2 separate regions of the Homo sapiens genome follow, and region 1 is linked to region 2. The links are chromatin loops, found by intact Hi-C in ENCODE. Cell type or tissue: GM12878. All regions are shown on one strand. Each heading gives the region's core, and the rest is flanking DNA. Links, peaks and the distances in the headings are about the cores only.

Region 1 (15,632 bases), core at 4,888-12,887, 350 kb after region 2:
GGTAATTTGTAAAGAAAAGAGGTTTAATTGACTCACAGTTCTGCATGGCTGGGGAGGCCTCAGGAAACTTACAATCATGGCAGAAGGCACCTATTCACACCATGGCAGGAGAGAGAATGAGTGCCAAGTGAAGGTGGCAGCCCCTTATAAAACCATCAGATCTCATGAGAACTCACTTACTATCATGAGAACAGCATGGGGGAACCGCCCCCATTATTCAATTATCTCCACCTGGTCTCACCCTTGACACATGGGGATTATTACAATTCAAGGTGAGATTTAGGTGAGAACACAGAGGCAAAACATATTATTCTGTCCCTGGCCCCTCCTAAATCTCATGTCCTCATATTTCAAAATACATTTATGCCCTTCCAACAGTCCCCCAAAGTCTTAACTCATTCTGGCATTAACCTAAAAATTTAAGTCCAAAATCTCATCTGAGACAAAGCAATTCCCTTCCACCTATGAGCCTGTAAAATCAAAAGCAAGCTAGTTACTTCCTAGATACAATGTGGGTACAGGCATTTGGTAAATACACCCATTCCAAATGGGAGACATGGGCCAAAACCAAGGGGCTACAGACTCCATGCAAGTCTGAATCCAATAGGACAGTCATTAAACCTTAAAGTTCCAAAATGATCTCCTTTGACTCCATGTTTCATATTCAGGTCATACTGATGCAAGAATGGGGCTCCCACAGAACTGGGCTGCTCTATCCCTGTGGCTTTGCAGGGTACAGCCCCTCTTCTGGCTGCTTTCATGTGCTGGCAATGAGTGCCTGTAGCTTTTCCAAGCACACGGGGCAAGCTGTCAGTGGATCTACCATTCTGGGGTCTAGAGAACGGTGACCCTCTTCTCATAGCTCCACTAGGCAGTGCCCCAGTAGGGACTCTGTGGGAGGGTTCCAACCCCACATTTCTCGTCTGCACTGCCCTAGCAGAGGTTCTCCATGAGGGCTCTGCCCCTGTAGCACACTTCTGCCTGGACATCCAGGTATTTCCATACATCCTCTGAAATCTAGGCAGAGGTTCCTAAACCTCAGTTCTTGACTTCTGTGCAGCCACAGGCTCAACACTATATGGAAATCACCAAGGCTTGAAGCTTGCACACTCTGAAGCAATGACCTGAGCTTTACCTGGCCCGTTTTAGCCACAGCTGGAGCTGAAGCAGCTGGAATACAGGGCACCATGTCCCGAGGCTGCATAAAGCAGGGGGTTTTGGGGCCCAGCCCAGGAAACTATTTTTCCCTCCTAGGCCTCTGTGTCTGTGATGAGAGGTCTGCCATGAAGGTCTCTGACATGCCGTGGAGACATTTTCCCTATTGTCTTGGTTATTAACATTCATCTCCTCGTTACTTATGCAAATTTCTGTGGCCAGCTTGAATGTCTCCTCAGAAAATGGGTTTTTCTTTTCTATTACATCATCATCCTGCAAAATTTCCAAACTTTTATGCTCTGCTCTCTCTTGAATGCTTTGCTGCTTAGAAATTTCTTCTGCCAGATACCCTAAATCATCTCTCTCAAGTTCATCTCTAGGGCAGGAGCAAAATCTTACCAGTGTCTTTGCTAAAGCATAGCACGAGTGACCTTTACTCCAGTTTCCAACAAGTTCCTCACCTCCATCTGAAACCACCTCAGTCTGGACTTCATTGTCCCTATCACTATCAGCATTTTGGTCAAAGCCATTCAACAAGTTTCTAGGAAGTTTCAAACTTTCCCACATTTCCCAGTTTTATTCTGAGCCCTCCAAACTGTTCCAACCTCTGCCTGTTACCCAGTTCCAAAGTTGCTTCCACATTTTTAAGTATCATTATACTATTACCCTACTCCTGGTACCAATTTACTATATTAGTCCCTTCTTGCACTGCTATGAAGAAATATCCAAAACTGGGTAATTTATTTAAAAAAGACATTTAATTGACTCACAGTTCTGCATGGCTGGGGAGGCCTCAGGAAACTTACAATCATGGTGTTAGGCACCTCATCACAGGGCTGCAAGAGAGAAAATGAGTGCCGAGCAAAAGAGAAGCCCCTTATAAAACCATCAGCTTTCATGAGAACTCACTCACTATCATGACAACAGTATGGGGGAACCGCCCCCATGATTCAATGATCACCTGTTCCCACCCTTGACACATAGGGATTATCACAATTCAAGGTGAGATTTGGGTGGGAACACAGAGCCAAACCATATCAGAAAGAAAGAGAGAAAGAAAAGCATTGTCTGCAGCAGGGTGGGGAAGGTGAAATGTGCAGGGAGGCCAGAGGAACATCCACCCATCCCAGCAACGCTGAATCAAAAGTTCAAGTGGCCATTTGTCAATCATGAAGGGATCTTTCCCAGCAGTCCCATGAGCTCTCAAGTTTCCCCTTCTGAGGAGGAAAAAGCTCCCCATGTCCCATGATCCTATATATGCCTAATTCTGTCACTCATAGCCATAAGCAAAGAGTGCAAGACAGATTCAACCAAAGAGAATTGTGGTTAACATCCCATAGTGCCAGACTCACTTTTAGCTTACAGGGACTTTACTGAGAGGGGCCTCTAACCCCCCAAATCTTAGGAAGGGCTCTAAACTTCCTAAGTTTTGACTCTAATCCAAGTTCATTCAAGTGTTCTTGCCTTTTATAAAGAGGGACCTTTAACCCTCTCCATCTTAGGAGAGGCTCTAACTCCCCTAAGTTGGGCCCCTAACTCAATCTCATCCCTTATCTGGGTACCGGACCATTTATCCAAAGTCAGCCAATCAGTACTGCAGTCTATTTCCTTTGGGTTAGGGGTCTCCTCAGTATAGTCCCTTCATGGTCACCAGAAAGATGTTACCGGAACAGGGTCCAAATCCAGATCCCAAGAGAGGGTTCTTGGATCTCGCCCAAGAAAGAATTTGAGGCGAGTCCATAGAGTAAAGTGAAGGCAAGTTTATTAGGAAAGTAAAGGAATAAAAGAATGCCTACTCTATAGGCAGAACAGCCTCTGGAGTTATCCATTTTTGTGGTTATTTCTTGGTTATATGCTAAACAAGGAGTGAATTGTTCATGTCTCCCCTTTTTAAACCGTATAGGGTAACTTCCTGATGTTGCCATGGTATTTGTAAGCTGTCATGGTGCTGGTGGGAGTGTAGCAGTGAGGACGAACAGAAGTCACTCTCATTGCCGTCTTGGTTTGGCAGAGTTTTATCTAGCTTCTTTACTGCAACCTGTTTTATCAGCAAGGTCTTTATTACCTGTATCTCATGCTGACCTCCTATCTCATCCTATGACTAAGAATGCCTTAGCCTTCTGGGAATTCAGCCCAGTAGGTCTCAGCCTTATTTTATCTAGCCCCTATTCAAGATGGAGTTGCTCTGGTTCAAATGTCTCTGATAATCATAATTTTCATCAATTTATGAAAATATTCTGTTTCTCATTGTAATTATAACTTTACTTTCTCTGGCTAGAAATGCCATAAGCATAGTTTCTTTTATCTTTACCATTTGTCTAATACTCTTTATTCTTTTAGATTTGATGTTTCTTTGTCCTTTTGATTTATATATTAGGAGTCTGATAGCCCAGGTAGTTTTATGTTTACTCTGGGTATTTGCCCTTTGGAAACAAATTTTTTCCTGTTTACTTTCATTATTGTCTTAACTAATTTACCTGCTTTTTCTTCTGCTATTTTGTTTTATGCTACTCCTTTTTGATCTTTCTTAATATTTATCTCGTTTTATTGAATCTTTAGTTTCTGTTTTATTCTCATCAGTCACATATCTTTTTTCTGGAACATCTATTATTTTATGATTTTCTTTCCTTGGCTACCCATGTTGATCATCAATCATCTTCACTCTTGGCAATTTGAACTCTTTTATGTTTTACTTGACGCTCTGGGAGATATTTAAGTTACTATTCCACAGGACCAATTCATTTTATGCATTGTCAATTCTATTCATTAATGCCTCCAATTCACATATTCATTTCAATTCTGTATGATTACAGAACTTTTTACATTTTAAATTTAAGAATGCTTCTTTCTTTATCTCTGTCTTCATCTTAATGAATTTTCTCCCTGTAATTTTATGCTCTTTTTTCATAGTTGCCATGTAGTCCTGCTTCCTTTAATGACATTAAGAAAATGTCATCATAAATTTTTTCTTTCTGATTTAAAGTTATTTTTCAAATACAAGATTTTTCTCAGAATCTTTGGAAATAGGTTTACATTCCCTTCTAGTTCAGTGTTGTTTCTCTAAAGGTTTGTTTGTTTATATATTCTTGCATGTGATCTATCCAAATTTGATCTATCCAAATCTAGGATTTTGCCACAGACAAGAAGCAGATGTCTTTAGTCCTACTTACAGCCCACCTTAGAGTTGACAGTTTACCCATTTTATCTAACCTGCAGAGCAGAGCTTCCCCTCTAAAAATATTTGAAAACACAATAGAAAGCCATCTCTTGGGAAAGGTTCATCAATAGAACTGTTTGTGGTCAAGAGAATGAATTAGGTAATCACTCAGGAACTCATCCATCCTCCAAGTTTTTCAAACTTTCCTCCTTGCTATAACTTACCAATTGACTTGTCCCCTCTCATAATACCAACCTGGTGAGCTCCAAGCACACAGAACACCATGTGACTTTGCCTGGGAGCTCTGTGGAAAGTGCTGTTTGTTTAAACTGATTGACATCATTTCCTGGAGAATTCAAGGAGTCAAAGTTAAAAAAAATTCTCTAACACTTTCAAAATGAGCAAAATTTTTCACATCATTCTTTGCTTTGGGATTTGCACTGCTAAGACAGCTGCAATAGCAACAGAAATTTAAACCCCAACAAACCACAAAGCTAAATAACAGCTTTCTACTTTTCAAAACTCAGGGGAAAACTATGCACAAGTCACAACTTGTCATGTGCTTCAGTAACTGGAATGTAGTGAGGTGAACTTCAGGTAAGCATCCCACTGAAACAAGGCCAGACTGTGGGCTTCCATGAACATACAGTTTCAAGGAATATCAGTGGGACTGACAACATTTATTGTAATGCAGTTTGCTTCCATTGATCTTCATACTGGCTAAAATCAGAAACCTGGAAAAATAGGTTTTGTATTTCAAGAGGTCTTACAATTTCCTTGAAAAGAGTTTTTTTTTCTAGCTTTATTTGTCATCTATCTCTTCTATGAGACTCTAAACTTGCAAACTGCCAATCCTGCCTGAGAGTAGGTGTTTCTGGGGAGGGTGAACTGAGAAAGGCATGGATGTGGTTTGGGAAAAGAGGGATGTGAATTTCACAACAGCAAAATGACTGTCTAAACCCACTTCAGAGAGAAGGAAATGGCTTAGTGACAAACATCTCAGGTGTGGGAAGTGAACTGAAATGGCTTTGATTCCGTAGTGTGAAAAGAACAAAAGAGTTCTTTGCTTATCATTCAGCTGCCTCAGACTCCTCCACCCTTTCCCTCTTCCTGCCTCCCTCTCATGTTCTGTAAGCTCAGTCCTTTGGAAAGTAAAATCTTGCTGCTCCAGCATTTAATGTTATGCCATTGCTCAGCAATGATCAGGATCTGAAAAATATCTCATCAGCAACTTAAACATTAATCATAGGTTTTTGAACTTTAAATAGTTGCTTGAACTCTAGCAAATCTTGAGTTAGATAAATAAAAATGCACACAAGAGGTTTCAGTTGTCATTCAAATGCTCACAGTTTATTTGGTCTCTGAGGCTCTGCAGCCTGTAAGAAAGAAGGAGTTCTTTGCATTTTGGTACTTCTGAGTAAAAGCAGTTGTGAAAAATATGTAAGGTGATAGCTCATTATGCATCTTCTGTGAATTTCAGGGAAATGTAAGGTTGGAGGTTTGATCAGTCTTTAGCTCTTTCCCTCTGCCACTCTAATTCATACCCATTGATGAGTCAGAAGCAGACTCTCAGAAAAGAGAACTAAAGCCATAGCTCAGAAAAAGTAAGTTTTATTTAGTGTTACATGTTACTTTTATTAAAGAAACCATGGAAGATTTTCTGAACCAAAGGAAGACTATAATGTGGTTGGCTAGAAATGAAGATAAAAGGTTTCTCCAGAAGGCAGGAGGCAAACTCACAGCATTTCCTCCCTGTTGCTAAGTTATGTAAGGAGCAAGATCATAATCAGAATGTTTCTTTGGTGAGCATGGAGCTTAATTTAAAAAGGAATTCAGATGATCTCATAAAGAGTCCTTCAACTGAAAGAGGAATAGCCTTGCCTGTGGATAACGCATTTATAGTTCCACTGACCAAGAGTCCTCTCACTGGGCTGTACTGAATAAATACCCTTCAACAAAGTCCTGTGTGCTATGCAGGTTATCTGCTGGTGATAAATTTTATTTTCTTTATGAACTCAAAATTTCATAGAATCATGAGCAAAGACATATTCAACAATTTGATTTGATTTATACAAAGAAAGTAAAAACCTCCCAAAAAACAAAGCACAAAAACCCATCTTTTCATAAACTTCTTCAAGAGCACCTCTACTGTATTTAGTGATAGATACATGAATCTAAATCAGGTATCTAAGGATAAAATAATGATGTGGGAAGAGATTGAAATGATGCTGGGAACAGAGAAATTTACAGGGAGGAATAATTTGGTTGGAATCTACAAGAATGGAAAGAGGTGCTCTCTAGACTCCCCTATACACATAGTGCAATGCTGACCTGCATATCCACTGATGTGATATTTCTCATGATACCAGTGCCTTATGATCAGGAAGGGATATTTCCGGCATGGTCGTTTCAATAGTAGAGATGGATTTGAGTTAATGTATCATCCATACCCTCTTGCTTGGTCCCCCTTGTGGCTTTTGAATAGGATTTCTGAACAGCTAGGACACAGTCTGTGGTCATGGAGCAGTATTAGGCTAACAAGTGTTCAAAGTCTTGTTTTTGGCCTCCAAGGTGAGGAGATGTATCCGGCTGAGAAAAAGGCCATATAAATAAAATAGGTTTATTTTATTTATGGGGCAGAGGCTCTCAAACTTCAATGTGCATCACTGCCCCGAAGAGGGTGTTTAAAATGCACATGTCTAGATGACTGCTAGAGATTTAGAAAGTTAGATATTGGGTGCAGAACTTTGCATTTTTAACCAGTAATCCAAGTGATACTGAAGCAGGTGGTCCTCCTTAAATTCAGTCTAGAAGTTTAGCTGACTTTTGCCTCTCCTCCTTGGCTCAGGTCCCTTTGAATTAGGCCCATTTACAGTTTTTAATCTGTTTTATTTTGATGAAGCCAGTTTTAGATCACAATTTACTTCTAGAATGCTCTTACTGTTATTCAAAATAGTATCATTTGGCAAAGTGCAAATGATTTTGAGAAGAAGGAACATAAAGAGCTTTTGAAAAGAAAGCCAGATAATAAGATGGCCTATTAAGAAGCAAGAATAGATTCAACTTTGAAGCTACAGAGCATTTCAGCAAATGGTCTCAGTGAGGAAATGATTAATGGAGATTTGGGGAGCCAAGGGAAACGAAGAGAGCCTTGTACTCCTGTCAATAGTTGGATCAGGAATGTTTGTTCTGCGAGAAGACCTTGTGACACAGGGAGAGCCAGGTGACTGGGAGTTTAGTGTTCACCTCACAGACTTTTATTCACTTATGTAGAAACCATTCCAGCTGAATTCTAGTTTCCAAGGCTGTGGAGAACATCCAGGAAAAAAAGTTGCCTGGATTTATAGGAAGTCAAAAACCTTGGAGTCAGCGTGGGTATTTGGATCTTAGGTTAAAACAGCTGAGAGATCAATTTGTGTTCCCCATTATTAGGAAACCCAGGGTGGTTAATCGTTTAATACGGGTCCTAGCGGGAGATGGGCTTAGCAAGCACACGGAGTCTGGTGGATAAATTGGAAAGAGCAACTTACAGGTACAGAGGTATAACCCGTCTCTCTCCACAATGATCATTTTCATAAAAATAGGACAAAACAAACAAACAAACAAAACACACATCCATGGAAAGTTGACCTATTATGCAAAATGTCCAAGAGGCATAATGACTAGCAGCAACGGCAACAGAAAATGTTCTGGTATCTGTTCTCACTATAGTTGAATTCAGACAGTCACGATAGGGAGTGAGGACTAATACTTAATAATGAAATTAAGAAAAACATGACTGAGGCAGGCAGTCTAAGCCAGGGGTTGGTCACATCTGGAAAGAGGAAAATTTCCCTTTTTGGGACTAGGGCCAAGGCTGCCAGTGTCTCTAGGCTGCCCTCTCGTGTTCATTTCTAGCACTGCATGATCTTTTCCAGACCTCTCTCGCAGAGTTCTTCTAGGCCTTGGAAAACAAGACTTCTCTACATCCCATTGCCTTCCTGCCCTGCTCTCTTCTGTTAAATCTGACAAGCCAGTGGTTTTCAAATACTTTTAACCGTGGACTCCTTTCTTCAAACAGCTGTTCATGCAGAAGCCCAGTCCATACAACAGAAGAGAGAGAAGTAGAGCTGCTTAGCATGGGGTGGGGGTGGGGCCTGCAGACACATGCATTTGGCCGCCGCCTAGAGGCTGTCCCAGGGAGCACAGTTGCGCCACCTCTGTCATCAAGTCCCTGTACCCCTGGACTCATGTTAGTCATCTTACGGGATATATTTGCATTTAAACAAAGCCATCTGGAAAAGGATACACGTTCATCAGAACTCTTTAAGTTGGAATTGATAGAAACGTAACTCCAGCTAATTAAAGCAAAAATGAGAATCTTTTGCTTAGGAATTTTGAAGATGCAAAGGTGGGATCTGAGATAGGACCAGATGCAGATGCTCAGAGGATGTAAATGGGCAATTGTGTCTTTTTCCTTATCTCAGGTCTTTGTTATAATTTGTATATTCGTAGACTTTATCTCCTATAAGGTCTCCCAACAAAGCTGGGAAAGATGCCCTCCAGGTCTGTTATGGTAGACATAGCCGGACTCTCAAAAAAAAGACAGAACATCTTTTCCTCTTTGGTAGAATCTTTGTCCTTCCTTCATGGCCCCTCCCAACCCATCTAAAAGGACACCAGATGTCTCTGGTGAGGACCTGGGTCCATCACAGCATCAGGTACTGAGCTATGTGTTTACTCCCAGAGGACTGAGTCCCACTGGGAATGAGCGCATTGGCAATGCTTCCTATTGCAGAAAATTCAACTTTCTTTTCCTTTTCCTTTTTTTTTTGACAGGGACTTGCTCTGTCGCCCAGGCTGGAGTGCAGTGGTGTGATCTCGGCTCACTGGAGCCTCCACCTCCAGGGTTCAAGCGATGCTCCTGCCTCAGACTCCTGAGTAGCTGGGACTACAGGCGCCTGCCACCATGCCCAGCTAATTTTTGTATTTTTAGTAGAGACGGGGTTGCGCCAGGTTGGCCATGCTGTCTCGTACTCCTGACCTCAAGTGATCAGCCTGCTTTGGCCTCCCAAAATGCTGGGATTACAGGTGTGAGCCACAGCGCTGGGCCTTTTTTTTTTTTTTCTCCTTTTTTCTTAAAGAAAGAGATCATTTAAAGTGAAAGCCAAGTGGGGATTCAGGTTCCAGAGGCCCACACCATCATTAAAGCGGCAACTGTGTTTCTCCGCTGTTGGTTCTGCCTTACTCCTCCTGTCTGCTTTGTCCTGTATACCAAAAATAAAATTCTAAGTTCCCCCAACCATCTGAATGGACTTCGTCCTCAGCCAAGGCACTCTTAAAATTTAACCTGCAAGACTAGCTCAGGCCATGATGGGAAGTAGGGGTGGTCATGCCTCGTTATACCTCTCTGGCATTAATATCAACATGGAATTCAAGTGTGATAAGAGTCATTTTACAACTTATTCTTTCTGAAGCCTACTACCTGAAGGCTTCCTTTGCAGATAAGAACTCTGGTCTCCACAATCCTTTATCTTAACCCAGACACTCATTTCTACTGATCCCAGATCTTTAGATAAATAAACGTATTGTCAATCAGAAAAAATTTAAATCTACCTATAAACTGGAAACTCCCCACTTTTTAAAATCGACTTACAAGCTGGAAAGCTCCACCCCCACTTTGGCCTTTCTGGACCAAACCAATGTATTTCTTAAATGTATTTGATTGATGTCTCATGCCTCCCTAAAACCAAGCTGCACCCAGACCACCTTGGCCACATGTTCTCAGGACCTCCTGAGGCCTGTGTCATGGGACATGGTCACTTATATTTGGCTCAGAATAAATCTCTTCAAGTATTTTACAACACAAAAATATTTGTTGTCAACAGTCTGCAGACTAACTTCACCCAAGCTAGTGAGATGGCTGCGGGGAACTCCTAGAGCCATGTGTGCTCTTACTCATGTTATCTAGTAAGAGACCTGGACATTCCCCTGACTAGATCAACTTAGCGAATGTGCACAGCCCTCAGTCCATCACTGCTGCTGGGGACTGGGAGGTGACCGACTGACTCACCTTCATGAGGTTCTGCTCCTGTGGCCAGGGATGGCTCAAGGAATAGGACACTTCGAGTTTGAGAATTAAGGGGTCATGGGAAATGGACACCCTGCCCCCCACTTCAGTGAGGGAAGTCAACTCCCCATAAGGAATTGTATCGATCAGTATTTCACCAGAAAAGCAGAATTACCAGGATATAGAAATCCAAGAGGATAGATTTTCTGATTCTTATTTTGTGAATAAGGAAACCAAGCTTAAAGGACTTGAGTAATTTATCCAAGGTTGCACGGGCACTTCCACTGCAGAACCCACTCCTAAGTCCCCTCATCATGTGCCCTTCTGTGTATCTTCTTTATTTTATTTTATTTTATTTTATTTTATTTTATCTTTTATTTTATTTTATTTTTTCAGGCAGGGTCTTGCTCTGTCACCTAGGCTGGAGTGCAGTGGCCCAATCATGGCTCACTGATTCCTCGACCTCCCAGGCTCAAGCAATCCTTTTATCTCAGCCTCCCGAATAACTGGGACTACAGGCATGTGCCACTACACCTGGCTTACTTTTTTGTATTCTTTTGTAGAGGGGGGGTTTCACCATGTTGCCAAGGCTGATCTTGAACTCCTGGGCTCAAGCCATCTGCCTGCCTAGTCTTCTCAAAGTGCTGGGATTACAGGTGTGAGCCACCATACCTGGCCCTGTACACATTCTTAATCAAGCCCGCCATTCTCCAAATGTCCTGACAGAAATGAAGTCTTGAGCTCCCTGTAGAGGAGATCATTGTAGGCACATTTTTGCATGTGTTGTGTCAATTTTGAGGAATATCCATAAGCCTAGAAAGCCTTGGGAGCCTTGGCCAGTTTTTGAATGGAGGACCTGGGTGAGGAACCTATGAACTTCAGGAGCAGATCTTCACTGAGGGTTTTCCATCAGATCAGAGCAGGGAGCATTACCAAAGGGAAGAGGACAGATATAAAATATTAGCAAGACCCCTGAATATCCAAAAGAAATACCTGGATTGGCAAAATAGCAAGAGCGACCTGCAGGCGAGACAGCAGTTACCAGCTGTTTTTCAGGAAAAGCGAGTTATGCATCCCCCCAGGAGGCTGCAATTCCCCAAACCCAAGGCAGCTCAACAGTACATCTGTGGCTTCCTTAGGTTTCTCCACTCCACCTCTCATTACTGTGTTTGCCGTCTAGGTTGTTCCCCAGTTTCCTGGGGTTTATTTATTTATTCATTTATTTATCTTTTCTTTTCTTTTTTTTTTTTGGAGATGGAGTTTTGCTCTTGTTGCCCAGGCTGGAGTGCAATGGTAAAATCTTGGCTCACTGCAACCTCCACCTCCCCAGTTCAAGTGATTCTCCTGCCTCAACCTCCTGAGTAGGTGGGGTTACAGGTGCCCACCACCACGTCTGGCTAATTTTTTGTATTTTTAGTAGAGATGGGGTTTCACCATGTTGGCCAGGCTGGTCTCAAACTCCTGACCTCAGGTGATCCACCCACCTCGGCCTCCTGAAGTACTGGGATTACAGGCTTGAGCCACTGTGCCAGGCCATTCCGGGGTTTATTTCTGCATAATTACTTTGTGATCCAAATAGTTGATTAGAGACTATGCAGTCAGTCCTTTCTTTGTCAACATGTTATCCTTGCTGCTGCCAAATACGACAGATTATTAAAAATTAAAATGCCTGCAATGGTAGCATCTAAGATAAGTTTCAGGGCCGTGACAGTGACATAATGAGAAAGACATGTATGTCCACGGGAAAATGTTACCCCACTGACTTCCTCTTTTTCCACCAAGACACTTTTTAGTTGGTGTCCCAAGTGTGAGACTGCTCAGAAGACCCTGAAAGATTCCTGACTACACCTCTGGGGGCTGATGGGAGTGTGAGTGTGCATGTGTGTGCATGTATGCATGTGTGTCGAGGAGCCACTGCCCCATGTCCTTCTCACTCCACATCCACTCCCCCTCATCAACTCCACAGATCCATCAAATGCAGAATCAGCACAGCACATGCTATAATCTGAATATTTGTACCCCTTCCCAAATTCATATGGTAAAATCTTCATGCCCACCAAGGTTATGGTATCAGGACGTCTGGCCTTTGGGAGGTGATTAGATTATGGGGCAGATCTAATCATGGGGGTGGAACCCTCGTAAATGAGGTTAGTGTTCTTATAAAAGAGACCTCAGAGGCCGGGCCGGTGGCTCACACCTATAAGCCCAGCACTTTGGGAGGATGAGGCGGGTGGGTCTCTTGCGGTCAGGAGTTTGAGACCACTCTGGCCAACATGGTGAAACCCCGTCTCTACTGAAAATACAAAAATTAACCGAGCATGGTGGCATATGCCTGTAATCCCAGCTACTCAGGAGGCTGAGATAGGAAAATCGTTTGAACCTGGGAAATGCAGGTTGTAGTGAATTGAGATCACGCCACTGCACTCCAGCCTGGGTGACAAAGCAAGACTCCATCTCAAAAAAAAAAAAACAAAAAAACAAAAAAACAAAAAAAAAACACCAAAAACAAAAACCCAGAGAGATCCCTCTTCCCTGTGAGAATAGAGGGAGAAGACAGCTGTCTATGAGGAAGCAGGCTCTCACCAGACACCAAATCTGCTGGGGCCTTGATCTTGGACTTTGCAGCCTCCAGTACCGTGAGAAATAAATTTCTGTTGTTTAAAACCCACCCAGTCTATGGTATTTTGGTATGGCAGCCTGAACAGACTAAGACGGCACATTTCAACTGTATCAGAAACCTTTCTGAATAACTCTTAGGTATTTGAGAAAGCTTGTGTTGTCATCTGTATGAGCAATGGTAAACATTATTTGTGATTTTATGAAGAGTCACGTAGAGACTGCCTAAAGAAAATTAAACAGAAAGAGGTTCTTGCCCATTAAAAAAAATTCTTTTTCCTCCCAAAAGAAATCTTGACCAAGGTAAGTTGATTCATAGACAGGAAGAGAACTCTCTATCTTTTCCATATCTTATCTGTTCCACCTGCACACAAAAACTAATGATTGGTTGTAAATGGTTAGCTGATGCTTCTGTATTGACTTGTGGTTTGCAGCAGCCTTATTTCCTTTGCTTTGTGACATCATTTTCCTCTTCATTTCCCACAGTTGCATATGTGGGTTTATGTGATGCACACTCACCCAACAAATGGAAGAAATTATGTACCATGTTGGAGAGCTTTCAGGAATAGAATTTGGAACAAAGAGGTCAATACTTTAAGCATCATAAAGTAAAAAGGATGATGAGATAACTGATGAAGCATGCTTCCTAGCCTGAGATGAAAGAATCCTGCTCACTGAATGTTTTGAGTGAATAGTAGGGGTTCTCTCCATTGCCCATGGTCTTCCTGCTCCCCAATATACACTTCTAGGTTGGTGGGCATGTTGGGTTGCTGGGCAGAAGTTTATCCCACAATGCCCAAAGTGTTGATCAGGATTGAATAGCCACCAAGAAAACTCATTTCCATCAGCAAGAGAGAAGAGTGCTGCTTTGAGGTAGTGTGGTTTGAATGAGCCATAAGAAACCCTGGAACTTTAGGGTACTGCTGCAATTCCTATGAAGGTGGAAAAGGTTTGGGATGTTCTATTTGGCCAAAAAGTCTTCACACTGGAAGCTGCTTCCCAAAGTAGCTTTGGCTGACTCTAAAATTATAATCCTAAGAACCTCCCTCCCCCATGTCTCTGAGAGCAGCTTGGAATTTCAAGAGAGTGTCAGAAGTGCTCCTGACTGATAACTCTTATACCAAAGGAAGATACCAAGAGCGGTACTTCTGCTGACTTTTTGTGTTATGAGGAGCCCCTCTGGTAGTTGCTTACTGAAATTCTCTGCCACACTATTGGTGTTTCAGCTTGATAGTGAAAAATAAGGTACTTTGCAGTATTTTATTCCTGTTTGATGTCATTCATTTCTCATGTTCTTCATGCATGAAATGGTGCACATGCAGCAATGAGAAACACTTACACATTGAACTCACCACTTTACATTAAGCCCATCATCCAAGCAATTTTCACTCAGCACTTACCTGACTGTAGAAAAGGGTAAACTCATGGGCAAGGACTTCATGTTTAAAACACTAAATGCAATGGGAACAAAAGCCAAAATTGACAAATGGGATCTAATTAAACTAAAGAGCTTCTGCACAGCAAAAGAAACTACCATCAGAGTGAACAGGCAACCTACAATATGGGAGAAAATTTTCGCAACCTACTCATCTGACAAAGGGCTAATATCCAGAATCTACAAAGAACTCAAACAAATTTACAAGAAAAAAACAAACAACCCCATCAAAAAGTGGGTGAAGGATATGAACAGACACTTCTCAAAAGAAGACATTTATGCAGCCAACAGACACATGAAAAAATGCTCATCATCACTGGCCATCAGAGAAATGCATATCAAAACCACAATGAGATACCATTTCACACCAGTTAGAATGGCAATCATTAAAAAGTCTGGAAACAACAGGTGCTGGAGAGGATGTGGAGAAATAGGAACACTTTTACACTGTTGGTGGGAGTGTAAACTAGTTCAACCATTGTGGAAGACACTGTGGTGATTCCTCAAGGATCTAGAACTAGAAATACCATTTGACCCAGCCATCCCATTACTGGGTATATACCCAAAGGATTATAAAGCATGCTGCTATAAAGACACATACACATGTATGTTTATTGCAACACTATTCACAATAGCAAAGACTTGGAACCAACCCAAATATCCATCAGTGATAGACTGGATTAAGAAAATGTGGCACATATACACCATGGAATACTATGCAGCCATAAAAAAGGATGAGTTCATGTCCTTTGTAGGGACATGGATGAAGCTGGAAATCATCATTCTCAGCAAACTATTGCAAGGACAAAAAACCAAACACCGCATGTTCTCACTCATAGGCAGGAATTGAACAATGAGAACACATGGACACAGGAAGGGGAACATCACACACTGGGGCCTGTAGTTGTGTGGGGGGAGGGGGGAGGGATAGCATTAGGTGATATACCTAATGTAAATGACGAGTTAATGGGTGCAGCACACCAACATGGCACATGTCCACATATGTAACAAACCTGCACATTGTTCACATGTACCCTAGAACTTAAAGTATAATAAAAAAAAGAAAAGGGTAACCTCTTTTTTGCAGTCTAAGTTGTAGTTCTCAAAAGGGTATATGAAATAAGTCATTTTGTTTTTACATGGCATCCACAAAGACTCAGGGACATTAGAGTCACATGGGATACAGTGATGTTTGGACATGGTTATCAGCAAAGTTATCA
Region 2 (15,632 bases), core at 5,146-13,145:
TTTGGAATCAAATATGAATGGTTTTGAAAAAGAAAATCTTCTCCAAAGTGTTCAATATATCCTCTTGGTTGGAACATAGGAGACTGTAGCTAACATCATGGGAAATGTAATAGGTAGCATTAACTATCTTATTTTTAAATGTCATCTGTTATATTTTGGTTCATGCTTATCTTATTGTTCACTATTAAATATTTAACTATGATTTTTTTTTTTTTGAGACGGAGTCTTGCTCTGTTGCCCAGGCTGGAGTACAGTGGCACGATCTCAGCTCACTGCAACCTCCGCCTCCCGGATTCAAGCAATTCCCTACCTCAGCCTCCCGAGTAGCTGGGATTACAGGCTCCCACACCATGCCTGGCTAATTTTTGTATTTTTAGTAGAGACAGAGTTTCACCATCTTGGCCAGGCTGGTCTTGAACTCCTGACCTCGTGATCCACCCGCCTTGGCCTCCCAAAGTGCTGGGATTACCAGGCATGAGCCACCGCGCCTGGCCTAAATATTTAACTATGAAATATTTATCTCTTATTAGTGGTATAATTATTTACTAATTACTGATTTATTGATAATAGTTTGTTAGATGTTGGGCAGGATTTATATTAAAACATGTTTGTTTTCTGGAGAGTACTATGTGTTTACATGAATACATGTTCATATAAATACTATGTATTTACATGCTCATACCTGCAAAATAATAGGAGGGGACAAGACAGTCTTTTAAAAAAATCTGTTTTTGAGGCTCTCTAGGGATGTACATGTCATAATTCTTATTGAGAGCCAGTTCTGTTGCTTAATCAGACTTACGACTGGAAAAGAGGCAGTCAGTATAGAGTGGGACCAGAACTGTGGGTTTCAGAGCTGGCCTGCCTGGGTTTGAGTACTGTCTCAGTTACTTTCTAGTTGTATGACTTTTGGCAAGTTACGTTTATCCCCTTAGCCTCCAGTTTGCTCACCTGTAAAACCAGGATACCTCTTAAAACAGACCTTATGAGGCTTAAGTGTACTAATATATGTAAAGAACCTGGCCTGTAGTAAGCACTCAATAAATGAAGTTCAGGCCACTCTGGATCTTACTATTTTAAAATTTTAGAAGTATACTTATGTGGTTATTTATATTTATTAAATGCGAATTGAGAGCTTGTGTTGCTATCCCCAAAGACATCATAGTCAAGTGAAGGAACTGACTTGCAATTCAAGAATTAGGATATTGGAATAAGGGCAAAAGTAGGGGGAAGCAGAGGGTGAAAAGAAGGGCCTGGAGGGAGCCCTAAACCCTCCTTGCAGAAGAGGTGAAATGGAACATTCCCTCAGCTGCCTTTGGAAGGATCAATAGACACTGAGAGCAGCTTGGTGAGAGTTTGAGAATGCATAGCGAGTTTGGGGAATTTTAAAGAGCTTAGTATGGCTGAAGTTTAAAGGACAAGTGGGAGATTGTGAAAAATGGGATAGAGATGTAAGATGAGGCCAGATCCTGAGGATGTGGACTAGACAGAGAGGAGGGAAATGAAGAAAGGGTCACGTCTTAGACGCCAACGAAGTTGAGTTTCCCCAAAGAGACTTTAAGCATCAATACCATATGCTATGGAGAGTTAAAGTAAGATAAGAACTGAAAAGTGATTAATAATTAGGAAATTGCCAGCATGTAGTTTGATCTGTCATTTGCTATTTAGGGTGATTGACTATTTAAGCTTTGATTTTTTGGAAGTGTGGAGAAGGCATTTAAATTAGATCCCAAAGTTTCTGACTAAAGGAGGATTAAGTCCTAGATTTCCAAAAGAAGTTTGACAATCCTTTTTCTCCCTAGTTATTTCAGATTAGGATTAACTACTGGTTTGAGATTAATACATGGCCTGACTTAGATTGTAATCCTCAGTAGGGATAGGGCAATAGAGCCTTATTTTATCACTGTAACTTCAGAATCTGATGGGATTTTTAGTTCATAATGATAATTAAAAAAAACTGAACATCAGACACTTTTCTAGGCCTTTTACATGTGTTATCCTCTTTTCTTTTGAGGAAGAGTCTCATTGTATGACCAAGGCTGGAGTGCAGTGGCACAATCTCGGCTCACTGCAACCTCTGCCTCCTGGGTTCAAGCGATTCTCGTGCCTCAGCCTCCCCAGTAGCTGGGATTACGGGCGTGTGCCACCACGCCTGGCTAATTTTTGTATATTTAATAGAGACAGGTTTCGCCATGTTGGCCAGGCTGGTCTCGAACTCCTGGCCTCAAGCAATCTGCCTGCCTCCCAAAGTGCTGGGATTGCAGGCATGAGCCACCTTGCGCAGCCTATCCTCATATTTTAAACTTTTTATTTTTTTGAGGCAGGGCTGTTTGTCTTCTTATTTTATAGATGAAAACATTGGAAGGGCAGAGAAGTTAAATATCTTGTCACACTGCTAGTATGTTTTGGAGCTTGCATTTAAGCTCCGGCAGTCCTAATTCAAATCCCAGACTTTCCTTTTTCATGACCTGCTTCCTTACTGTAGCTCTGTATACTTTTGCTGAATGAATGGGTGAATGAATGAATAAATTGGGGAAAAGAGATGGATTTATATATGTATATTGAGACAGGATCTCCCTCTGTCACTCACTGTGGATTGCAGTGGCATGATAATAGCTCACTACAGCCTCTACCTCCTGGGCTCACAGGATCCTCCTACCTCAGTCTCCCAAGTAGCTGGGACTACAGGCATGTGCTCCGATTCCCAGCTAATTTTTTAAATTTTTTGTAGAAATGGGTTCTCCCTATGTTGCTTAGGCTGATCTGGAACTCCTGGGCTCAAGTGATCCTCCTGCCTCAGCTTCCCAAAGTGCTAGGATTACAGGCGTGAGCTACCATGCCCAGCTGGATTAATAAATTTTTAATCCAGACTAGTCAATCTGAGTATAAAATTTTTTATCTCCTTGTTGGTGGTAGGTACCTCATCCCTTTTATTTTCTTCAGAGAAGTTTATTCTTCTGTTACCTATGTGATAACCCAGTTTCTAAATTCTTGAAGCACAGGATGTATTCAGGAATTGATTTCCTGGAAATTAGGGAATTTCCAAATGAGTTCTCCCTCCTGCTATCCAATAAGAATCATGGGGTCTTGGTTGTCAGAGAGGAGGTCTTTAATACATACCTGTGATCTGGATAGTACAAGAGTGGACACCATGGGTAGGGCTCAAAGTGAAGCCGTGAGCCACTCACATGTGACGGAGGACTAGACCAAGGTCAGCTCTGCATGCCGAACCTTTGGAAGCCAGGACTTCGGAGATACAAAGATAATTGAGTGACAAATAAGTAGCAGAATATGATAGAAGGGATATTATCCTTACATTTGTGACTTTCTTTTTAGCTATAACTCTGTGACCTCATGTAGCAGTTACACAAAATGGGACTGTAATTCTTACCTTTGGAGATAAAATGAGTGGTAGAGGAAATGTTTGTTAGGCTTATAGAAAGATCCAACTATTGTGTCTTTACAGTGAACAGAATAATTAAATTTGATAGAACCAACTTTCCTACTGTAGAAATACTTTTAAAGAGTTTATGTCTAATGACATAAAAATATACTTAGGAAGCTCTGTTTTTATACAGAACAAAGTGTTTTTCAACTTCTGTTGTTACATCCTTTGAATAGGTTAACATTTCTGCCTCCTTTGAGGACTAATTCTTTGCTCTTTCACATCAGTGACCAATGTAGAGTTTGCTTACATTTATTTACAACTTATTAACATTACTAGAGAATAGCACACTAAATGTGAAAGGAACAGAGTAAGATCCATGTCAGGGTATCAATTTTTAACTCAATAAACTTATCAGTATTTTAAAATGCCATTTTATTATTTTTGCATAGATAATGTATATTACATCTTATTTCCCAAAGCTTAATAGGTTTGAACATGGACTTTATTTGTAGAAGGCAAGTAAGAGAATAATTATAAAAGTGGGTCTTTGAGTAGAATAATGATAAACTTACCCATATTATAAACTGCATTGTGACATGTGTTTCCTTAAAAGAAATGTGATTCTGAAAAAAATGGCTTGCATTTGAGCCTGTTACTGTGGATCTAGATTTGCATAGAAGACATTTATAGACGGTTCCTGATGTGAGCTGCAGCTGGTAAAATACATTCCTTACCTATCCAATAAGAATATAATAGGATTTGCTTTTTAATTTTTAAAGCACAATTATGAGTCAATATTAAACTATAAAGCTCTGAAACTGGCGAAGAAAACAACTATCAGGAAGAGAGCAGAGAATATTTTGTATATTTCACATAAAGGGCATTTAACAGTATTGTTTTCTAATTTTACTTTCATTTCAATCTGTTTCATTAAAAAAGAAAGTTGAGGTGACTTGCCTCAAAGGTCTGTATAATTTTTGAGGCTTCTTTCTGCTTGTGTTTTTGTAACTGTAAAATAAGAACACACTGAAAATATACTGGAATTAAGAAAGCCAGTGTGAGTAAATGAAAATGTCATTAAATTTGGTAGAGAAATGGACAGATGGGTAACTTGAAGTTAATAAAGACATAAAAATCAAAGCAGAGGAATGTATTTTAAGAATAAAACAATCTAAATTGCATGACTTAAAAGTAAAATAATAGGTAGGGAATTATGTATTATAAAGAAACATGAATGTGTTAACTACAGGTGTTAATATTTAAAAAATTATAGTGGGAATGATTTGAGACTTCAGACTTGGTTACATGGCTTTTATGACATCACTTTTTCTAAATTACTGGAACCTGTGTTTGTTTTTACATTGTTTTGTCATGAGAAAATACATTTATATAACTTAAGGCTCTTTTCTTCATTTATTTCACCTTGTCTTCAAAAAATTACATGAACATGTTAATTCCCTAAAAGTGAAAGAACATTATGTTTTTTATTGGTGAATAAGAAGTTGTTATGGAGTGCTCTATTTTTACAGCTGTGCTTCAGGGTATCACGTTCTGAAGAGGTCAGCTTGGCATGATCTCATGGGCATGAATCTTGGGGAGACAATTCTGAAACAGCCACAGGCCTGCAGCGTCGCAAAGCCAGGGCAGAACATCCAGATGCTGTCGTTAGGAGGCACGCGGTCTGTTAAAGCTTTAGGGTGGAAGACCCAGGAGGATGCAGCTAGAAGAATGCCGCATCCACATTCGTGGCAACTCTCTGGGTGCTGTTGTAATTTTAACTCTTGAGTTCGTTTAATAGAAAAAAATAAATAGGGCTGTGAGCGATGGCTCAGGCCTTTAATCTCAGCACTTTGGGAGGCCGAGGCAGGCGGATCACCTGAGGTCAGGACTTTGAGACCAGCCTGGCCAAAATGGCGAAACCCGGTCTCTATTGATAAATAAATAAAAGTAAATAAAATAAATAGGGAAAAATAAATAGGGAGGCAAAGAGGAAAGGGTTTAAGGAAAAAGGTATTGAGACTGAAGTAGAGAGACTGTTGTAGTTTCATTTCATGGCTCACATTGTTCTTGTTAAAATTACAGACGCTCCGGGCATGATGGCTCACGTCTATAATCCCAGCACTTTGGGAGGCCAAGGTGGGTGGATTGCTTGAGGTCAGAAGTTTGAAACCAGCCTGGCCAACATGGCAAAACCTGTCTACTAAAAATGCAAAAATCAGCCAGGCGTGGTGGTGCATGCCTGTAATCCCAGCTACTCGAGAGGCTGAAGCAGGAGAACTGCTTGAACCCAGGAGGCGGAGCTTGCAGTGAGCCAAGGTTGCTCCACTGCGCTGTAGCCTGGGCAACAGAGCAAGACTCTATCTCAAAAAAAAAAAATTACAGAAGCATATTATGATTTTGAGAAGGTGTGTGAAGCTACTTTCTTTATCTGATAAGAGCAGAATTTCTGTGTCTAATACTCAGATATGATTATTTGGGATATGGATTAGCTTTGCTGTCTTTACTTTGGACTCCTCTGTATCAAGGTTGGTGGTAGTTGAGTACATGTGTGATTGGAAGTTGTTTATAAGATTCTTATTTAATGAAATAAGTTAGGAAATACTAATGTTTTCCCATCATTTAGAAATATGTGTTATATTTTTTATCATCACTGTTAATGAGAATAAAATTTGTTATTTGGAATCCACATGCACTCAGAATTGTTGCCACTTGCAGCGCATGTAGTGTCACGTGGATGTCATTCATACCTGTTGCTTCTGCTGCGGTGGCTGTCACTGTCCCTATGCAGAGCTGTACCAAGATCTGCACTCAGAAAATTTTGAGGAAAATTGTTTAATAGGGTTGGAGTGATATAACCTTTGTTTTCATTATTCATGTATTCTGTTTTTCATATCAAGTAGGTTGATGATCCTGGAGAAGAGAGAATTAGTGATAAAACCAACAGTACATCACATACGAAACTGTTAGTAAAATTTTATTTACTTGTTTTTGGACTATTGGAATAAGAGTAGCAAAGAAGTTATCAACTAATCACCTTTGAAATTTTGGATGAGTGACATAAGTTAATAATTGCTTATGGCAGCATAATTATTAACAGTACAATATTAGAAGAAGTGCATTTAAAATATAGTTAACATACAGTAAACCAGCCTGTCACATTTATAGTATGTCCATTATGCTACAGTAGAAGCCTTAGGAAAATTAAATACTGTATGTATCTTTCTAGAGAAATAATTTCCATCATAATATGGTATACAATTAAAACAGTAGTTTCTTTCAATATGTAAAGGATATTTGCTTACTGTTGATTATTTAACAAATACTTATTGAGTAGCTGTTAGGTGCTGGATGCTGATCTGAGAGCTGGGGATACAGCAGGAACAAAGAGTTTCAGTCCTCATTGGAGGACCCTAATCCATATTAATCTGACAATCATACAGCTGTAGAATTATAAATTAGTTGATAACTTCTTTCCTACTCTTATAATTATAAATTATGCTTTTAAGGTGCCAGGAGAGAGGAGAACAGGAGAGCTTCATCTCTTTGATGAAGTCAGGGAAAGATTTTTCTGAGAAACGGATGTCTTGAGCCCAAATTGACTAATGGGGAGCATTAAATAAGTGAAGGGGTTGGTGGATTCTCCAGGTGGAGGGAACAGCTAGGGCACAGGACCTGTGATCAGTGGGATCATGGTTCTAATCAAAGGCGTAAAGGAACACTGCTGTGGCTGGAGCACCAAGAACAAGGGAGCTGCACAGGGCTTGGTCCACACAGGGTCTTATAAACTCAGTTTAGGATTTTGGTCTTCATCCCAACTTGAATGGAAACCCATAGAAGTTGTTCAGACATGGGGATGAAAGGATTAGATTTGCATTTTGAAATTTACTTGGACTATGTAGTTGAGCTTTGCATGGTGAACAAATTGGAGGGTGGCAAGATTGGATCTAGAACTAGTCAAGAGATTACTGCAGTAAACCAGGGAGTAGATGACTACACTAGACTAATCCACTACAGTGAATTAAAGAGGTAGAGGTGGAGACCAGAGAAAGATTGGTGAGATTTGAGAGATTTCCAGGAGGAGAAATAGATAGGGCTTGATAGTACCTGTAGAGAGTGAAGGAGAGGACGTAGCCTAGAATGAGTCCTAAGTGTGTGGTCTGCATGCCTGAATGGGCAGAGGCACAATTTATTGGGATGGGGCTCACTAAGGGGAAAGCCAGGTTTAAGAAAGTGGTGACTTTTGTTTTTGGATTTGTTGAGTTTAAAGCGGCTTTGAATTATCTAAATGGAGATGCCAAGTAGTCAGTTGATCATAGGAGTCTGGAGGAAGGGGTGGTCTGGAGATGGAAGTGGGTGTCCTTAATGTATAGATGGTGTCTGAGTTGTAGTGGATGAGAGGGTGTAAAGAGAACAGAGACGAAAAGAGAGTGTGGGGCTAACTCTGGAGAAACCCTAACTTTTACAGGCCTGATTCAAGGGAGTGATGCCACCAAGATTAAGAAAGGCTGGCTAGAGGTCCATAATAAAAGAGAGTCCAGTGTCATAGCATCTATGTGAGGAGAGGTGCAATAGAGATTTTGCCAGGGCTGCTGTGATAAAGTCCCACATGCTGGGTGGCTGAAAACAAAAGACATCTATTGTCTCACAGTTCTGGAGGCTGCAAGTGTGAAGCCAAGGTGTCAGCAGGGTTAGCTCTTCTGAGGGCTGTGAGGGGAAATCTGTTCTGTGCCTCTCTCCCAGCCTCTGGCCATGGTTTGCAATCCTAGTTGTTCCTGGGCTCCTCATTACTGTAGTCTCTGCCTCAGTCTTCATGTAGTGTTCGCCATTTCTGTCATGTTGGATAAGGGGCCCACCCTACTACAGTGTGATGTCATCCTAACTAATTACATCTGCAAGGACCTTATTTCCAAACAAGGCTGCATTCTGAGGTATGGAAGTTAGAACTTCAATGTTTCTTTTTGGGGGGCCACAATTCCACACATAACAAGAGGATTCAAGCAGATTTCCCTCTTGCGTAAGGCTCTCCAGGGGAAGCAGTGACAATCATGACCCAGTTCCCATTCTTACACAATATTTTAATATTATTGTGTCCAGTGAGGTTCAAATTAAGTGTTTAATGGTAGCTGAGGTAAATGTAAGGAGTAGGAATAGAAAGAAGATTAAATGGGGGAGAAATAGTGGGGAAAAACAGTTCTTAGAGGAGATGAAATTTGAATTGGGCCTTAAAAGAAGGGGCTCAGGATTTAAATTTGTGGAAAGTTGAGGTAGAAAGGGCATTACCGGAGAAGAAAACCTGCATGAAGTCTTCATCTGGAAAAATATTCAAAGCCTTCAAAAAGTAGGAATCTGCTCTTTGTCACTTAGCATAAAAGAACCATGTTCTTGCTGGTTTCCCTTTGTATGGAAAGAATATTAGATATTTATGTTTGATGAAGAGACTTTTGGCATGAGTAAGGCTGGGTTGTGCATTCAATTGATTTAGTTAACAATTATTTATTATGTACCAACTACTATGCACCAAGGGCTGGGGATACATCAGGTTTTGAATAGTCATTTAACCTCTCCCTGCAACACTTCTGCATCAGCCATCATTTTAACACACAGTTTATGAGTAAAAATGTGTTGATTGTCTGTTATGACTCTGCCCATTTTCAGAGTCATAAATTTAATAGTGACTAATAATTACTGAGCAGCTTACTCAAGACCAACCGCTATTCTAAATACTTGACCTAAATTAACTAATTTAATCTTTATCGATACTTTATAAAGTAGGCTCCAAATTTCATAGACTCTAAGGTATCATCGGTTGTAAGATGGCATTTGATGTACCTCTAAGAAAGGAAAACAAAGATTCCAATTTTTTTTGAAAGATGCCATCCATAGTAAGACACATTCTGATTTCAAAAATGTTAAAATATGAAAAAAAAGCTTATGTCTTAGAATTGGTAGACCACTTAAATTTGATGGCACATGATAACTGTGGCTGACATGTGAGAAAATGGGGGCACCAAGAAGGGTCAGTTGCTTGCCCACGGTTACCTACGGATACGCAGTGTTAGCTCAGGTTCTGCTTCAAGGGGCTGCTGCCAGAGCCCATCCCCAGTACTATGACTGCAATCTCCAAGCACATCTCAGGCACTTTTTTTTTTTTCATATACTGAGAGCCTGATAATATTTCAGGGCTCTAACCTGACTGAGTTTTGCGGTACACTGTGGTGGGAGAGACACGTGCAAACGTGCAACTTGCTGCTGGTGATCCGGCTGATCAGGGACTTTGCTGGGCCAGTCTTTAATTTACTACTTTTTATCAATCTGGAATGTTGACGATGAAGAAATGCCACAATGGTGAGCCACGAGATGGCGTGGAGGTGAGGATGGGGCAAGAGTGGGTGACTTTTCTTGTGGAAAGTGATGCATCTTTGGCCCTGTTCTAAGTTTCACTTCCTCTGAAGGCCACATTCAGCACCCCCTGCAGTCGACTGTGCTCTCTGTGATTGTCATCAGTTGTGCTCTCACCACGTTACTTGGTTTCATTTCCCGTGTTTTACCTTTCCTCTGGTCTATGGTGGCCCTGTAGACACCTCTTTCTTCCAAGGCTTGTGGGAAAGTGCCTAGAAACTTAGTTAAGTATGGCAATTAGATACTTAGTTAAGTATGGCATTGAAGCTGGCAAAAGAAAGCAGTGAGCAGTGAAGTACCAGTGTGATAACTCTTCAATCCTTTTTAGTATTTTCTGTCTTCATGGGGACAGCCAGTGTGCCCTGATCCATGGGTTTTCCCCCTCAAACTGGTTTATTGAAAAAATCAGATATTGTTCATACTTCAGGTACTTTGAAACTATCCAAATGATAGCATGAAGGAAATGTACGTTTTTCGTGTTTCAGAAGTCGTCAGAGTGAAAGTAGAAGTTCTCATTAGCATCCCAAGGCTTGAGTTTTTGAAGATGTTGTAACAGCATGAGTAAGAAATGAATTGATACAACTTTTTGACAAGCTCATCCTAAGCTAAGCAGTTCGGTTCCCATAGGTCACCATGAGTCCTGGTTTTGTCTCCCTGCTGTGGTAAGGGGCCATCCTCTGTGTGCTGGCTGATGACAGTCTTAGTCTCCTCGTCTGTAAATTGGGGATAACAATACCTCCAATACAGCCCAGTGCTTTTCTGATTTATGTCTGCTAAGTACATTTTCATACCCACTTCTAAAATCATTTGATTTTTTCTTCTCCTTATAAATGTGCAGCACAAGCAATAATTCCACCTAAGCATCTACCTCGTAGGAATGATCACAAAACCTTACCATTCTTTAAACTCACAGTCTCCAACCTTTTTGGCACCAGGAACCAGTTTCATGGAGGAGAATTTTTCCATGGTGTGGGGATGGTGGATGGTTTCCGGATGAAACAGTTCCACCTCAGATCATCAGACATTAGATTGTCATAAGGAGCATGCAACCTAGATCCCTCGCATGCGCGGTTCACAGTCGGTTTCACGCTCCTATGAGAATCTAATGCTACCGCTGCTCTGATAGGAGGTGGAGCTCAGGCAGTAATGCTCGCTTGCCCACCACTCACCTGGTGCTGTGCGACGCGGTTCCTAAAAGGCCATGGACCATTACTGGTAACTGAACATGACCCACTGGCCTTGAGAAGCTGACTGTAGAGGAGATGGATGTGCACGTAGCTATCAAGCCAGGATGAAAACAGCCACGAGAAGAGAGGTGTGATGAGGAGAAGGGGGAAGGGATTTCTGAGGAGAAATATATGAATTCTACTAGAGGGGCTTGAGAAGCCTTAGTGGGAGGGACAAAAGTTCGATCACTGTTATTAGCATGTGTTTGGAACTAGATGTAAATAACAATGGTTGTATACACTGAGGCCTGAAGTTGTCTTTTCAGAAAGACTGACACTCTGGAGCAGTGCTCTCCAATTGAACTGCATTGGCCAATATGGTAGCCACTAAACACAAGTGGCTTTGGGGTACTTGAAATGTGGCCGTGCAGCTGAGGAACTAATTTTTAAATTTTATTTAATGCTAATTTTATATTTAAACCTAAGCAGCCACATATGGCTAGTGCCTACCATACTGGATAGCACAGCCAGAGGAAACCTGCTGTCACTAACCCAGTATGGAGATTTCAGATAATTATCTTGATCACAAATCAAATCACAAAGTCAGAGACTTTGATTGGCTTTTGCTTTTCAGTATCATTAGCCATAAGTACTAGCACTGAAACATCCATTAGACACTAAAATACAGTAACTCATTAATTATGAAATGATGAGCGGTCAGTTAAATTAGTCAGTGATACCCTCGACACACACACTCATGCATAGATCTACATGCATGCACACATATCATGCACACATACGCATCACAGACACACAAACACTCACACACATTTCCCCTGATTGTTTCTTGAACTGGACAGAGGGAGAAATATGTTTTTGAATGGCTTGTTGTCTCATTTCTGAGACAGTGAATTAATGATCCTTCTCCTGGGAGCAGTGTCAGGCTGAGCAAAGAGTCCCTGATGGAAGGAAAGGACCAGCTTTGTCCTATAATAAGAACCCTGCAAAAAAGGGTCTCAGATGATTCTTAGTCTCCTCGTCTGTAAATCTGGGGATAACAATACCTCCTCTGTCTGCCTCAAAAGATAATATATGTTTATAAAACCTTCTTTTCAGGGAGGTTTTCCCAAACCAATATCTCATCTTTTTAATAAGCCTGCAGGACACTTCTCTTTCTGTGTTGACTATGGTACCAAGAGATATGATTATACATATTTTCTCCTTGATCTTAAATGCCCTATGGCAATCATCACACCTTTTTAGAGACCCACTTGAAAATTGCTATGTTTAAATTCTGCCCCAAACTTGTTTTAGAATTCTTCCTTTCTGAATCCCAACTGTATTCTGTTCAGTCCTAGGCTCTGCCCCTCTCAGCACGTTTGTCCTCTATTCACTGGGCTCCCCTGAAATGTTGTTTGTGCTTATTTTTAAGTTTTTTTTTTTTTTTTTTTTTAATGTGTTTGTGCTTTGTCTTCCATATTAAAGTGGAAACTCTCTGGGTAGAGGTGACCTTTAAACTTTATTGTCTTGAACTTTTTAAACTTAATTTTATCCAGTGCATTGCAGAGGGTGGCATTCATTAAATTTTGCAGACTGGTAGTAAAATAGAGGACTTGAGTCTTTAGGGCTCAGACTGACATTTTCAATGTGTACTCTTTGGTTATTTAGATCAGTGGATTCAAGCTGTATCATGCACGATGGTCTTTCAAGGAGCGTTAAAAAATTCAGGCCCCCATGCTCTACGCATGTGATTCACTAGGTCTGAGGTGAGGCACAGGGAACCTTAATGTTAAGAGGTAAATTAGGTAATTCTGCTGCCGGTGATCTGAGAACTACTCTTTGAGAAACAGTGGTTTATATATTAAGATACCATTTCTATGGACTGTACTTAAAGAAGACTTTTCTGGCAGTAGGGATCTTGCTTCTAAGCAGAAGTGTAGGTTTGTTGTTGTTGTTGTTGTTTTGTTTTGTTTATCTTTATTTTTATTTTTTGAGACGTAGTCTCGCTGTGTCACCAGGCTGGATTGCAGTGGCACAATCTTGGCTCACTGCAACCTCTGCCTGCCGGGTTCAAACAATTCTCCTGCCTCAGCCTCTCATATAGCTGGGACTACAGGCATGCGCCACCACACCCAGCTAATTTTTGTGTTTTTTAGTAGAGATGGGGTTTCACCATGTTGGCCAGGATGGTCTCAATCTCTTGACCTCGTGATCTGCCTGCCTCAGCCTCCCAAAGTGCTGGGATTACAGGCGCAAGCCACCATGCCTGGCCTGTTTTGTTTATTTTAGAAGAGAATGAGAGAAGAGTGGGAAATTTTGTTGGTAAAACATTTCTTTAAATTATCTTCTTAAATGGGTGGCATGGTCAGTTGGGTAATAGAAATATCTCATCAGAAAGAAACGGATAATGCATGAAATGATTTTATCAAACTGCAATGGTAGAAAATACCTATTCAGCCTTCACTCAGAGCTTGTTTGTCCTTATTTTAGGCTTAGTTTTAATAGGCTTGATGATCTGATTGGCTAGAGATTAGGAGCAGTATATGGAAGTCAAACATTGTCACTGGTAAAGGATGGCATGTTGACTGCAAATGTAATCACTGACAGCCTGAAAGTGAAGAAGGAAATAGATAAACTATAAAAATCAGAAGCAAGATCTTAAAGATCAAAATATAGGCCACTGGAGGAAACAAGAGTGCAGGGGTAAGCAAATGTAAGCATCTCAGTAGCTTCAGAAGCTGTTACTGTGTTTCCCCCAATTTACAGTAGCTATTTTTTGATCTTTCTACTCAGAATCTAAGTTCTACTAGGGCTGAGACCATGCCTGCCCCATATGATACTGTTATCTCCAGGACTTAATGTTGTACTTGACTCATAGAAGAGGCTCCCTAAGTATTTTCCTAGTAAATGGAAATAAATAAATGAGTAGGTTTGCTATGGTGATCTATGTTTATGATAATGACCCTGAGATATTTCTGATTAAAAACAGAGGCAGTTGGTTTTTTTGCATTTTAGATATATGTAATCTCAAAAAATGTTGGTGTATAAAGCCTTATTAAACATGCTTAATATATATTCATTCATTCCTCAGTGACCTCCTCTCTAACACTGCTGCACTCTCCCCTGCCTAGTTTATATTTAAATTGTCTTAAAATCATGGGATTTAATTTTCAGATTATAAATACTCATATATGTAGATATATACTAAAATATTTTGAATCATCTGCCAATGTATACTATACCATTGCTATGTAAACACAGCATCTTTTAAGGTCTTGAAAAATGTTCAGATAGATTTTTGTCTATAGATAGTAGAAATCTGTGTATACCAATTTGAAGCTATCTCTTTCTGTATAGCTAATGCTTTTATAGTTAATTGTTCTTTAATAGATCATAATGATTTCCTTGGGTCATGATATATTTATTAAAATAGGTATTTCAGCATGCATTCTAATTAAGAAAATGCATGTTATGTGTTAGGCAGACACACAGGCTCCATATAGTAGAGACAATAACGTTTAGATACCTCTAAAATGATACACCTGCTCTTCAAGTGTTTCAGATTTGTATCCCTAAAATCTGCCCTTTAATAGACTATTGTTAATTAAAAAAGGAAAGTTATTTTTGATATTCTACAAAACAGGTTAAATTATGCTTGGTTCCTTTGTACTTTGTTTCAAAACTGTGTTTTTAATTCGTTGTGTAGAATTCAGAATTTTTTTTTTTTTTTTTTTTTTTGAGAGGTGGTATCTTACAGAGTGGAGGAAAAGATGAGAGGAAGTCTTTTTCCATAGGTACATATTTGGTCTAAGGCAAAATTTTGAAATAGGGAAAAGTATGTTTTTGACAGTGACATCCTACCACTTAGCACCCTTCTCAACCCAGTCAACCTGAAGGCACCAAGTTATCCAAATTTAGTTCTTGGTCTTTGATTGCTATAGTCCATTCCAGTCTAAATCACTCCTTTAAATTTTTCTAGTTCCAAAGTCATCTGTATTTTCTTACCAATCAAAGGTCCCAGCCAACAATTATTTGAGTACCTGTTCTGATTTTGGCAATGGGCTAGAAACTATATAGAAATAAATGTGAACCCTACATCATGTTCTCAGAGAGAATGCAATCTAATATTGTTAATGGCAAGCATGACTAACTCATTTTACTGGAAAAGACAGAATATGCAAAAAACAGGCATAAACCAGATGAAATGAAAGTTCAGAGAAAAAGACCAATTGCATGAACCAGGAAAGGTTTTTCTGGAAAATGTGGACCTTGAGGATTGGTTAACATCTTTAGAAGCAGCGATGGGTTGGAAGATGGACATATGTTACAAGTGAAAGTAGGAACACCACATATGGCTGCCCAAGAGTTGGATTTTGTAAAATCGTGAGGGCACCATTCAAATAGAGTATGATATAAATGGTGGCATGAGTGAAAGTCAGGAGATGGGAAATATACAAGGTTAGGATCTGAGAATCATAAGTAGGAAGGCCTGGACCATGTTGTGATGGAACTTGAATGAAAGAGTGAAGTTGTTTTGCCCTGTTCTTTAGGTTGTTGTGCTAAAAGTCCTTTCAGACCTCTCAAACTTTGAGTTTCTTTGATTTTCTGTAATTCAGTTGGTAAGAGAGAGCTGAGGAAGATTTTTGAGTAATGGAGTGGCTTGAAATTTCAGAAGATGA

Evidence for each region. Hi-C counts contacts between places; a loop is a spot of excess contacts. Peaks named below come from ENCODE experiments on the same cell type or tissue, not always from the same donor. Only the 100,000 strongest peaks of a DNase experiment are listed, where the experiment ranks them.
Region 1: it touches region 2 in a loop (3-fold over the local background); 2 of 110 quality-filtered maps call a loop at or near these places.

Annotation. Positions count from the first base shown.
Region 1 is chr6:142,559,553-142,575,184 of GRCh38, reverse strand. The region is part of intron 1 of LOC153910 (a long non-coding RNA gene); the gene reads left to right. Among named protein-coding and RNA genes, the nearest start is that of ADGRG6, 270 kb to the right of the region's middle. In GM12878, for the core only: a CTCF peak has its summit at 8,191 (motif pointing left); a DNase peak (open chromatin) is centred at 8,184.
Region 2 is chr6:142,907,914-142,923,545 of GRCh38, reverse strand. The region is part of intron 1 of HIVEP2 (HIVEP zinc finger 2); the gene reads left to right. Among named protein-coding and RNA genes, the nearest start is that of HIVEP2, 29 kb to the left of the region's middle. RefSeq lists enhancers at 9,544-9,633, 9,654-9,733, 9,964-10,033, 10,666-11,522. In GM12878, for the core only: a CTCF peak has its summit at 9,843 (motif pointing left); DNase peaks (open chromatin) are centred at 9,905 and 10,265; H3K4me3 peaks cover 992 bases; H3K27ac peaks cover 3,011 bases.